Linked DNA regions of Homo sapiens: region 2 is linked to region 1. The links are chromatin loops, found by intact Hi-C in ENCODE. Cell type or tissue: IMR-90. All regions are shown on one strand.

The links. A loop is a pair of places that touch in the nucleus more often than their neighbours do. Peaks named below come from ENCODE experiments on the same cell type or tissue, not always from the same donor. Only the 100,000 strongest peaks of a DNase experiment are listed, where the experiment ranks them.
Region 2: a loop joins it to region 1, with 6 times the contacts of the local background. A loop is called at or near these places in 5 of 110 quality-filtered maps.

The regions. Positions count from the first base shown.
Region 1 is chr9:85,784,691-85,789,690 of GRCh38, reverse strand. It overlaps a transcript of AGTPBP1 not described here and the pseudogene LOC100419824. Among named protein-coding and RNA genes, the nearest start is that of AGTPBP1, 45 kb to the right of the region's middle. In IMR-90, no CTCF peak of the experiment used is centred here; no DNase peak of the experiment used is centred here.
Region 2 is chr9:85,614,469-85,619,468 of GRCh38, reverse strand. AGTPBP1 (ATP/GTP binding carboxypeptidase 1) reads left to right here. Exons shown (of 26, transcript NM_001330701.2): 16 at 168-254; 17 at 338-486. Among named protein-coding and RNA genes, the nearest start is that of AGTPBP1, 120 kb to the left of the region's middle. In IMR-90, no CTCF peak of the experiment used is centred here; no DNase peak of the experiment used is centred here.

The sequences.
Region 1 (5,000 bases):
CTTGGACCCTGGGTTCATGAAGATACGAAGAATTGAGGCAACAACAAAAAAATACATTAACAAAAAGAAAGCAAACATTAAAGCACAAAAGCACCTTCATCAATGTTCTCACCACCTGTGGTTCCCAACATAAAGAATTTTCCATCTCTGTTAGCTATAACACTCTAGAGCTAGGAAAGTAACTAGTACTTTACAAATATTTTTCCTTTCAAATGCTTTATTACAGTTAGAGGAAAAAAGAACGTAATGAACAAAAAAAAGAAAACCACAAACATTTTATATACATGCAAAAGGGCAATAAAGTGACAAAATGTTTAGAAAAAGCATGTGAAAAAGTAAAATCATTTAGTATATGTAAAAAAATAATTTTACTTGCCTTGGGTAGGTGTTTAATTTTTTTCTTTCCTTTGTGAGAACACCGACTAAACTAGAATGACCAGAGGTTGATTTCCAGAATATATTATTCACGACGTTATTTATATGTGTGTTTGCATATGTGGCATGAAATCTGTCATATATATAAAGGATATATGTTTAACCAAAAGGAAGAAAAACACCATACCTTTGTTATTTAGAAAGCAACTCACAATTGCATAATCAAACCTAATCGTTGTTTTGATATAAATTTTCTTGCTTTATTAGTGAGTTGGCTTTGAGGAAATGTGTATTTCCACAGGTAAAACAAGTATGTGTTAATTTCTTGAGCAAGTAGGATTCCAGTATCAGAATACATTCTCAAATGAATTATTCCTAAATAACGCATAGCACATTACTTAATCTTATAAGGAACTTATTATTAGGATCTTCATTAATAAATATTTATTTATAAATATTGCTGTGCTTGTTAAGGGCACTGACCTTTGGCCATTATATATATCTATATCTATGTATATATACAAGTGTATCTATATATACATTATAGCTATATAATGATATATCATGATATAAAATCATATTAAATAATATAAAGTGAAATAATGTATAATGTATACCCTATATCTATATCTATATACAAGTATATAATACTATATATATACAAGTGTTTATATACAAGTGTATATATTATAATGGTAAAAGGTCAGTGCCTTCAACAAAGCATAGCAATAATATATTTAAATAAATATGTATTTATTAACAAAGGTCCTCATTATAAGTTCCTTGTAAGATCATGTGCTATGCCTTAATTAGAAATAATTAATTTACACATACTTGTTTTACCTATGGATATACAAACACATTTCCTTATATACTTGTATAGGTACAAGTGTATATATATATATATGAAATATATATAATAATGGCAAAAGGTCAGTGCATTTATACATATTTATAATGTGTATGTTTTACCTTTGGTTTCTATGATTTATATTTATATATAAATATACATAAATTTATAAAAGTGGAAGACTAGCTGGAAACCAGAATCTGACTTCAAACAGTCTCTGGTAAAAATAAAATTTCCCAGTTAGTTTGTAAATTCGTTTTTTGAAATTTAGAAAATAGTATCTCATTGGACCAATATTTATAAATTGTTTCATTCCCAGGTAAGTCCACAGAAGTCTATTTAATTTAAATAAATTTTAGTACCATGCTTAAGAGATAAACTATTTTCCTTTTTATAAGTTTGTTTTGTTTTGGTTTGTTTCTTAAAGGAACTGGTTTTTAGCAAGGAGACCAAGAAACTCTACTCCCTAGGGGCTAGCAATGAGAGAAAGGAAGCCTTGAGTCTTTGAGCACAGGGTGACAGTTTGGGTCCTATGTGAGATGATCAAATCCACAGCAACAGAGGAAAGGACAAAAGGAAAAGGTCTGTAGCAGCACTACATCAGAAAAAATGGATTCCGCAAGGAAGTGGGTGACTCTGAGTAAGCATCCATGTCAGGATGGTTTTGCTACAGCCCCCAACCAAACATTAATTAGTTTAAGAAACTCAACTTCGGTTTACAAGTGTTTTGGAAAAGTAACAAAGAACAACCTAAATAACAAAATAATTCCTCAGGTCATTACAATGGATGTTTCCTATAACTGAAAAATATGGTTAAAAAGTACAAACTACATTTGGTGTGCAAACTGTTTAGTTCTTAATTCCAAACTAAATTGTACATTATATAGTAAAATTTTGACCAGAAAAACTTGGAGATTTTAGTAAAAATTTCATTGACATATTTACAGCCCCAGTGTAGTTTGGCCAGTGTGCAAAGCCTGACTAAGGAGGTTATAGAAAAAAATATCAGACTTGAAGCCTATCAAATCATTAAAGATGCTTTAGCAAGACTTCAAGCTTTACAGACATACTCCATGTGACCAGAGATGTCATAACCAGTGTTCTTTCTCTTGAAATGTTAGAATGCTTTAGTTTTATTCTATAATTTCCGTGTTCCATGGAACAGCATTCATTTCTCCCAGTTTTAGTAACATAATGAGAGATATATTGAGTGTATAGAGCAGGAAAGACATGAAAACTTATATTGCATAATATTAGCAAACAAAAAAGATAGCATTATAAATTTTTAAAAATCCAAAAAATTTCCAGAAACAGAACAGTGAGCATGTTTAAAAAGTCAAGACTGACCATTTCTGTGAGCTCTGAGGACTGTAAATGAGCCTCAATCCATAAAGCTGAGAGGTTGTCTTAGCCCACATATGCAGCAGGTGACTCCCTCTGACAAAAGCAAGATTTAGCTGGATCTTTTAAAAAATAACAATATACTTGTATTTGAGAATAACAATAATATAGTTATATTGTAACATACTTTTATAATGTACATTTATATTATATAGTAATACATACTTGATAGATATTTTAGTCTATTACTAGTTTTATTCTTCAAATATGCCTGGAAAAACATTTAAGCGTATTTATAAATGTAAATATTTAAATGTTATCAAGTATTGGAAAACATGTTTGATTACTATGGGAATATAAACTAAAACTCCCCGAATATATATAGAAGATGTACACATCTATAGCATATAAAAGAATTAGGGATTCCTTCCTCCCCTTCTTCCTTTATGCTGAGGAAAGAGGTAGTGAACTTGAGCTTTAGTTTTTAACAGGTTAGAAAAAGGAATCTTTTTACATATCTACTAAAAGTTCTATTATTCAATGTCTAAGTTTTTAAGTCCCTTGGTTTTCTAGATACTTCGATGGAATCAGCAGCCATTGATCCAATGCCAACTCCAAGACTGGAACGTCGCAATGATAGTTCCAAGGCGGAAATTTGACGTAATTCTTTTCGACACAGTTTTACAGGTGTGACACCATGAAGTCGTCCCACATTTCCCACAACCTGAATTTGGGATGACAGTCGACTGAGATTTTGTAAACTGATTATCATCTGTTTCTGTTTTATTCTCATTACCTAACATATGCCCACTGGGGGGTGCTAAAGAACTATGAATTGGAGGTAATTCTGGGATATCTTCCCAGAGCTTTTGAGGATTTGGCTGTGTTCTTAAGCTGCTTGCTGAACTGTCCATTTCTCTTTCTCTTCCACTTAATTTCATACTTTCAGGTCTGGATGCCCATTTTAATTCTTCTGAAAGCATGCCTCCTTCTGGCTTCAGGACTCCATCTCCAGCCTTATGATCTAAAAATAATCCCCAAACCAAAAAATTAGATATTATTTCCTCAAAATTAGGTGTTTTAATCAAAACATCTTAACATAAATACATTATTATCACCCAATATGCATAATGTTGTTCAACTTTTTTGTTAAATGACTTATTTTAGATGAACAGATGTGTGAATATGAATATTTTTATTTCACTTACAGGCATCTTGCATGTGAATAACTCACAACTTTAATTCATGGAACAAATTGAGAAATAGTCTTTTGGGGGTTTGGTACTCCCTGGAAACATAAGAGTGCTTTGGGCACCTCTGGTGCCTTTCCATGCCTGCCTTCTCTGCTGTTCTTGCTACTAGTGAATTCTAAATCATGGCCAAGTGATGCCAGCACTGGATAATATTGGCTCTGCCCCATATCTCGAGGGAAAACTCTGGGACTTGGCATTATATGTGTGGGAATCTGGCCTTGGTTGGCACTCCCAGCATGATAGCAGGGTTCTGCTGTCTGAATGTACTCTGGGGTGTGCGCCACAATTTCTGTCATCGAAATGGAGATGAGAGAATATGCCCTTGGTGGGGACACCCCACTGGAATTAGAGTGAAGAGATCAAAGCTAGAGGTTCTTAAATCAAAGAATGTCTAATAGCAAAGACAAAAACTTGCTTAAGAGAAATGCATACAGGTACTAGACCTAATATGATGAAAAATGCTAACTTCAACATATTGATGCATGCTTAGTATACTTTTAGTCCTGCAAAGACAAAAGTTTTTTGTTTGTTTTTTTTTGAGACGGAGTCTCGCTCTGTCGCCCAGGTTGGAGTGCAGTGGTGTGATCTCGGCTTACTGCAAGCTCTGCCTCCTGGGTTCACACCATTCTCCTGCCTCAGCCTCCGGAGTAGCTGGGACTACAGGCGCCCGCCACCACGCCCGGCTAATTTTTTGTATTTTTAGTAGAGATGGGGTTTCACCGTGTTAGCCAGGATGGTCTCGATCTCCTGACCTCAGGTGATCCGCCTGCCTTGGCCTCCCAAAGTGCTGGGATTACAGGCATGAGCCACCGCACCTGGCCCAGTCCTGCCAAGACAAAGTTTTAAAACACAGGTTGCACATTGGCAGCTCTCAAGCCAAATCTGGCCCATAGACATGGTTTGCTTGGCCTATAATGTTAGTAATACTTGACCCAAGATTTAAAATTTGAAAAGTTTCATATAAAAATATAGATTTACAGCTTTTCTAGAAAAACTATAAGAGTTAACAGTTTCTGAATTGCAACAGCAGCTGGAACACCGTTGCCACTGACCATTTAGATGACTGCTGCAGTCCCCACGGCTCACTCTGGTTCAGGTAGGGGTTCTAGTTTGTAACCCCTGGTTTAAAACATAACTGACTCTCTAGTTTTTAAAATTCTCTCAAAATCAAATAACCTGAA
Region 2 (5,000 bases), 170 kb after region 1:
TCCACATTTAATGTATTGATTGTGCTTGTTTTGTGCTTTAGTTTAAAAATAATGAGGAAGGTGATATGGCAGTAGTGATGTATTTTTAATTATAATTTTATTTACTTTTTGCTCATCTGTTTAAATGCAATGTATTTTAATACATTTACTTTAAAACTTTTATTTAGTTACACCATTCCAGAAGAGGGAGATATTTTGAAATTTAACTCCAAATTTGAGTCTGGGAATCTGCGCAAAGTAATTCAAATTAGAAAGTAAGTCACTTAAGATTTTCTCATTTTGTATGTGCACAGATATTTCCTAATTTTCATCAGATTTCTTTGTCTTCTATTTTCAGAAATGAATATGATCTTATTCTGAACTCAGACATAAACAGCAATCATTATCATCAGTGGTTTTACTTTGAAGTCAGTGGAATGCGACCAGGTGTTGCTTACAGGTTTAACATCATTAACTGTGAAAAGTCCAACAGTCAGTTTAATTATGGTAAGACAGTTTTCTTTCCCAATTGAAATGGCATGCAGGCATCTTAACTGTGGAAAAGAAGTTTTTTTAAAAAAATTGTCAACTTTTAAAAAATGTTTCAGTGTCTTGTTTTCTCTAGTTCTCAAAATTCAGATATTATGCAACATTTGAAATAGGTCAAGCTTTTGTTGGTGAAAAAGAGTTACTCTTATATAGGCAAGTCCTTTAAAGTGTAATGGTTGATTTCATCCAAATTGAAGGGAACTAAAGGTTTATTATGTATACTCCGATGGCGACATCTGATTGTGTAATTTTTCTTCTTTAGCCTGTTAATATGGTATATTATGTTGATTGATTTTTGAATGTTGAATGAACCTTTTTCATTTGGAATAAACCCCACTTGGGATAAACAAATCCCAAGTGGGATTTATTTATTAAAAAAAAAAAGTGTGGAATAAACCCCACTTGGTCATTGTGTATAAATTGCTAATATTTTGTTAATGATTTTTTCATTTCTACTAAAGAGGGATATTGGTCTATAGTTGTCTTTTTGTTTGTTTGTTTGGTACTGTATCTGCTTTTGGTATCATGGTATTACTTCATGAAATGAGTTGGGAAGTGTTCCCTCCTCTTAATTTGCTGGAAGCACTTGTGTAGCATTGGTGTTAATTCTTAAACTTTGGTAGAATTCTGTAATGAAACCATCTGAATCTGGAGATTTCCTTTCTTGATAGTCTTTTAAACTAGAAATGTAATTTTTTTTTTTTTTTTGAGATGGAGTTTTGCTCTGTTACCCAAGTTGGAATGCAGTGGTGTGATTGTGGCCCACTGCAACCTCCACCTCTCAGGTTCACGTGATTCCCCTGCATCAGACCCCCAAGCACTACAGGTGCGTGCCACCACGCCTGGATAATTTTTGTACTTTTAGTAGAGATGGGGTTTCACCATGTTGGCCAGGCTGGTCTCGCACTCCTGACCTCGAGTGATCTGCCCACCTTGGCTTCCCAAAGTGCTGGGATTGCAGGTGTGAGCCAGTGCGCCCAGCTAGAAATTTAATTTCTTGAATAGTTTTAGGGCTATTCAAATTACCTCTTTTATCTTGAGTGAGTTGTGGTAGTTTGTGCTTTTTAGGAATTGGTCCATTTCTTCTAAGTTGTTAAATGTATGTGCAGGGTTGTTTGTGGTATTCTCTTACTATCCTTTTGATTTCTGCAGGGTCTGTATTGATGGTCCCTAATTAATTCCTGCTAATGATAATTTCTTCTCTTTTTTTCTTTGTCAGTCTAACTCTAGAGGTTTATTAGCTTTGGGCTGTTTCGAAGAACTAGTGTTTTGTTTCACTGGTTTTCCCTACTATTTGTCTCATGAGACCGTTTTAAAAAAAACTCTTGAGTTGTACCCACAAAAATCTTAAAAATATAGGCTCATTCAATGTTTTTGTGTTTAGTACTTTAATATATACAAAACTAAGGATTATTTGTAAGACACCCAGTAGTCAAACATTATGCCTGTGGAAAATGACATACTTGTATGAACTTAATATCAACATTTTAAAATTGAAGCATCAAGTTTCAAGTATTAATGTTATAATGGCAATCTTATTGTGTAAAAGAAAAGAATTTTTTTCTGGCATACAAGAAAACTTGCACTGGGGCTTGAGAAGAAACATATGTGTGACAAGTTACAAAATCTCCAAGGTCTCAATCATTTGTTGGAAAGATTGAAAAACTTTTAACAACTGAGACATGAAATGCTGTATCATCCATTTCATTTAAATCCTCTAAGTTATTAAAAGCATGAATATGATAATGCTATTTAAGGGGACATTTCTGAAAATTAAAGCTTTCAACAGTTGAAGAGGTTGTTCCCAATTGTCATTATTTATGTGGAAGATAAGATATTGTATACTCTAGAATTACTTCACATGTATGAAAAAAAGCTTTAGTCAGATTCATTTATTTAATGCAATAATTGTGGGATGACTAGGTAGCATAATACCTGGTTTAGTTATAAACACTTTTCTAAGATTTTTAAATGGCTTAAGTAACTAATTTTTAAGTGTTTATTCTTTTAAATATGCATATTTTGACTAAAAGTTCAGCAAGTATATTGATTTATGTGAATAGTGATAGGAATATTCTTGATGCAGTCAATTTCACATTTTGTGATTTTAAACTACTAACTATGGAATGTGATATTTCTCAGAAATATGTTAACCTTAAACTTTCAATTAACTTTAAAAATTACCTTAATTGAAACTCATTCAAAGTATATTAAAATAAGTAAAGAAACCTAGTGATTTCCCTATTTAACTTGTAATGATGCTACATAATATTTTTAGAGGAGAAAAGAACAATTAATTAAATTAATTTTATTGGTATGGTGGGTGCACCTTACGAGTAAAATATAAAGGCATATTTATTCCTGATATAATAGTCAATATAATTTTCAGAAGTGCTACAAGTAGATTGCATTTTTACTAACTATATTCACTTAAAATAGAACTCTTAACACTTTAAACTTTATTAAAAACTATAACATTTTAAATTAAAAGTATACATTTTGGAGCAATGCTTCTCTGTTTCTTAAAAAAACCTATACCTTTATGTGATAGATACAATAATTTCTCTAGTGTCATTTAAAATTTTAAAATGAATAAAATTCTGTAATTAAAACTAATTCAAAGCAGTGGGACAGATGGCTGCTTTATTTTTAAATTTCCTCTCCTTCTTCCCCCTTCTCCTTTGGATATTCTTGTATGTATATCACACTTTCCAAACTCACTATGTAGTGAATTTGGAAAACAGAATGGTGTTAAGAAAAAAATAAAACCATTGACAATGCATCATCCAGAGATAATCACTTTCACATTTGTTGCTTCTTACCAGCCTTTTTTATAATGCAGTGTATGATTTCTACTTACATATAGTTATGCATTTATTTTTTAAAAAAGAAGACTCATAACCAATGCAATTTCATGTTCTGTATTTTAATCAAATTTATGTTATCAGCATTTTTTTCTGGTTATTAAATATTCCTGTGAAACATAGTTTTAAGAGACATCCAGTGGAAGTACTGTAATTTATTTATCCAAACCTTTCTTTGTAAGACAGTTGTTTCTGATTACTTTCTATTTTAAATATTGCCGAGATAAACATTATTATACATAGATATTTGTATTTATAATTCATAGAAGTATCTGTATGCCAGGTACACGTGCATGTTTTTCTGATGATAAAACAGTAGATATTTAATGTGAGAAAGTAAGTAAATTAAAAACAGTTTAAAGGAAAAACTTTAGAAAGGGAGCATCCAAAAAAAACCATTGTTTAACATTTTGTTATCTGTTCTTAAACTTATTCACATTCACATACATAATTTTAAAATTAAGTTTTACTCTTTTACAGATTTGGGATTATAGTATGAAAGCTCATGTGTAACACTACATTTTTTTAAAACTGTACAATAATTTGTAAAAAAACTTTCCCCATGCCCATTAAATATTATTCAGCAGCATCATTAGTAATGTCTGTGTAATATTCTATTGAGTAAGGTACAATAAATGAATGATAACAGATTGAAGATTTAAGTCTTTCTCCACATTTCAAAATTATAAGCTGTCTTGCAGTAGATACCCTTAATTATTTGTTTACATATATGTTTCTGATTATTGCCATGAATTCCTAGAAGTTGGATTTCTCAAAGAGAATGAACATATGTTGCTGAAGACTAGGGAAAATGGGTACTACAGTGCTGGTGAAGTATTAAATTAGTTCAGCCTTTTTGAAGTGCATTTGATAGTATGTTTTTGGTGTTTATATTTAACAGCATCCATCCGGATTTATTTTGGTATTTTCTGTGAATTGGGATTTAACTTAATCCTATTCTTAGTGGTTAAGTAGCTACAACTAAATTCATTCGTTCTCCAAAGAGTTTTAAAGTGTCGTTGATGAATTTATTGAATTGTTAGACATTTCACATTTACAACTGCATACCTGAGCCACGAATGAACGAAAGGTACGAAATACCGTTCAGAAGCCGTTAAACATTGTTGCTCTGTTTTGGCTGTTACAGACAATGGTCAGGTTAGTAAAAACAGATTAGAACCTGATTGATAAAATGCCACCATAACTTGCTTATAATTCCTCACTTTTTGAATTTGAATTCAATTATTTTGACCTCTTAGACACATGTCCCCATTGGTTTGAAACACTGCAGTTCTCATAATCTATGGTCCTACATACACACTAATTATGTTTGGGGGTTTCTTGTTGATCTAGTACCACTGTGTTTCTAATTTATTTTGACTTTAAAATATAGTCTAACATCCTGTAGTTATTTTCAAATACGATATACAGACTTTTCTACCTATTTTTTCTGAATAGTTTATTCTGAATATGATTCACAATAATTTTATCAAATACCAAAAATTTCCATTGGATTAAATTTGTGGAATAGTTTGGGAGAGGCATAATATTTTATATCCAGTCTTACTACTAAGGCACGTGATGTTTTGTTTTGTTGATTCAAGTTTT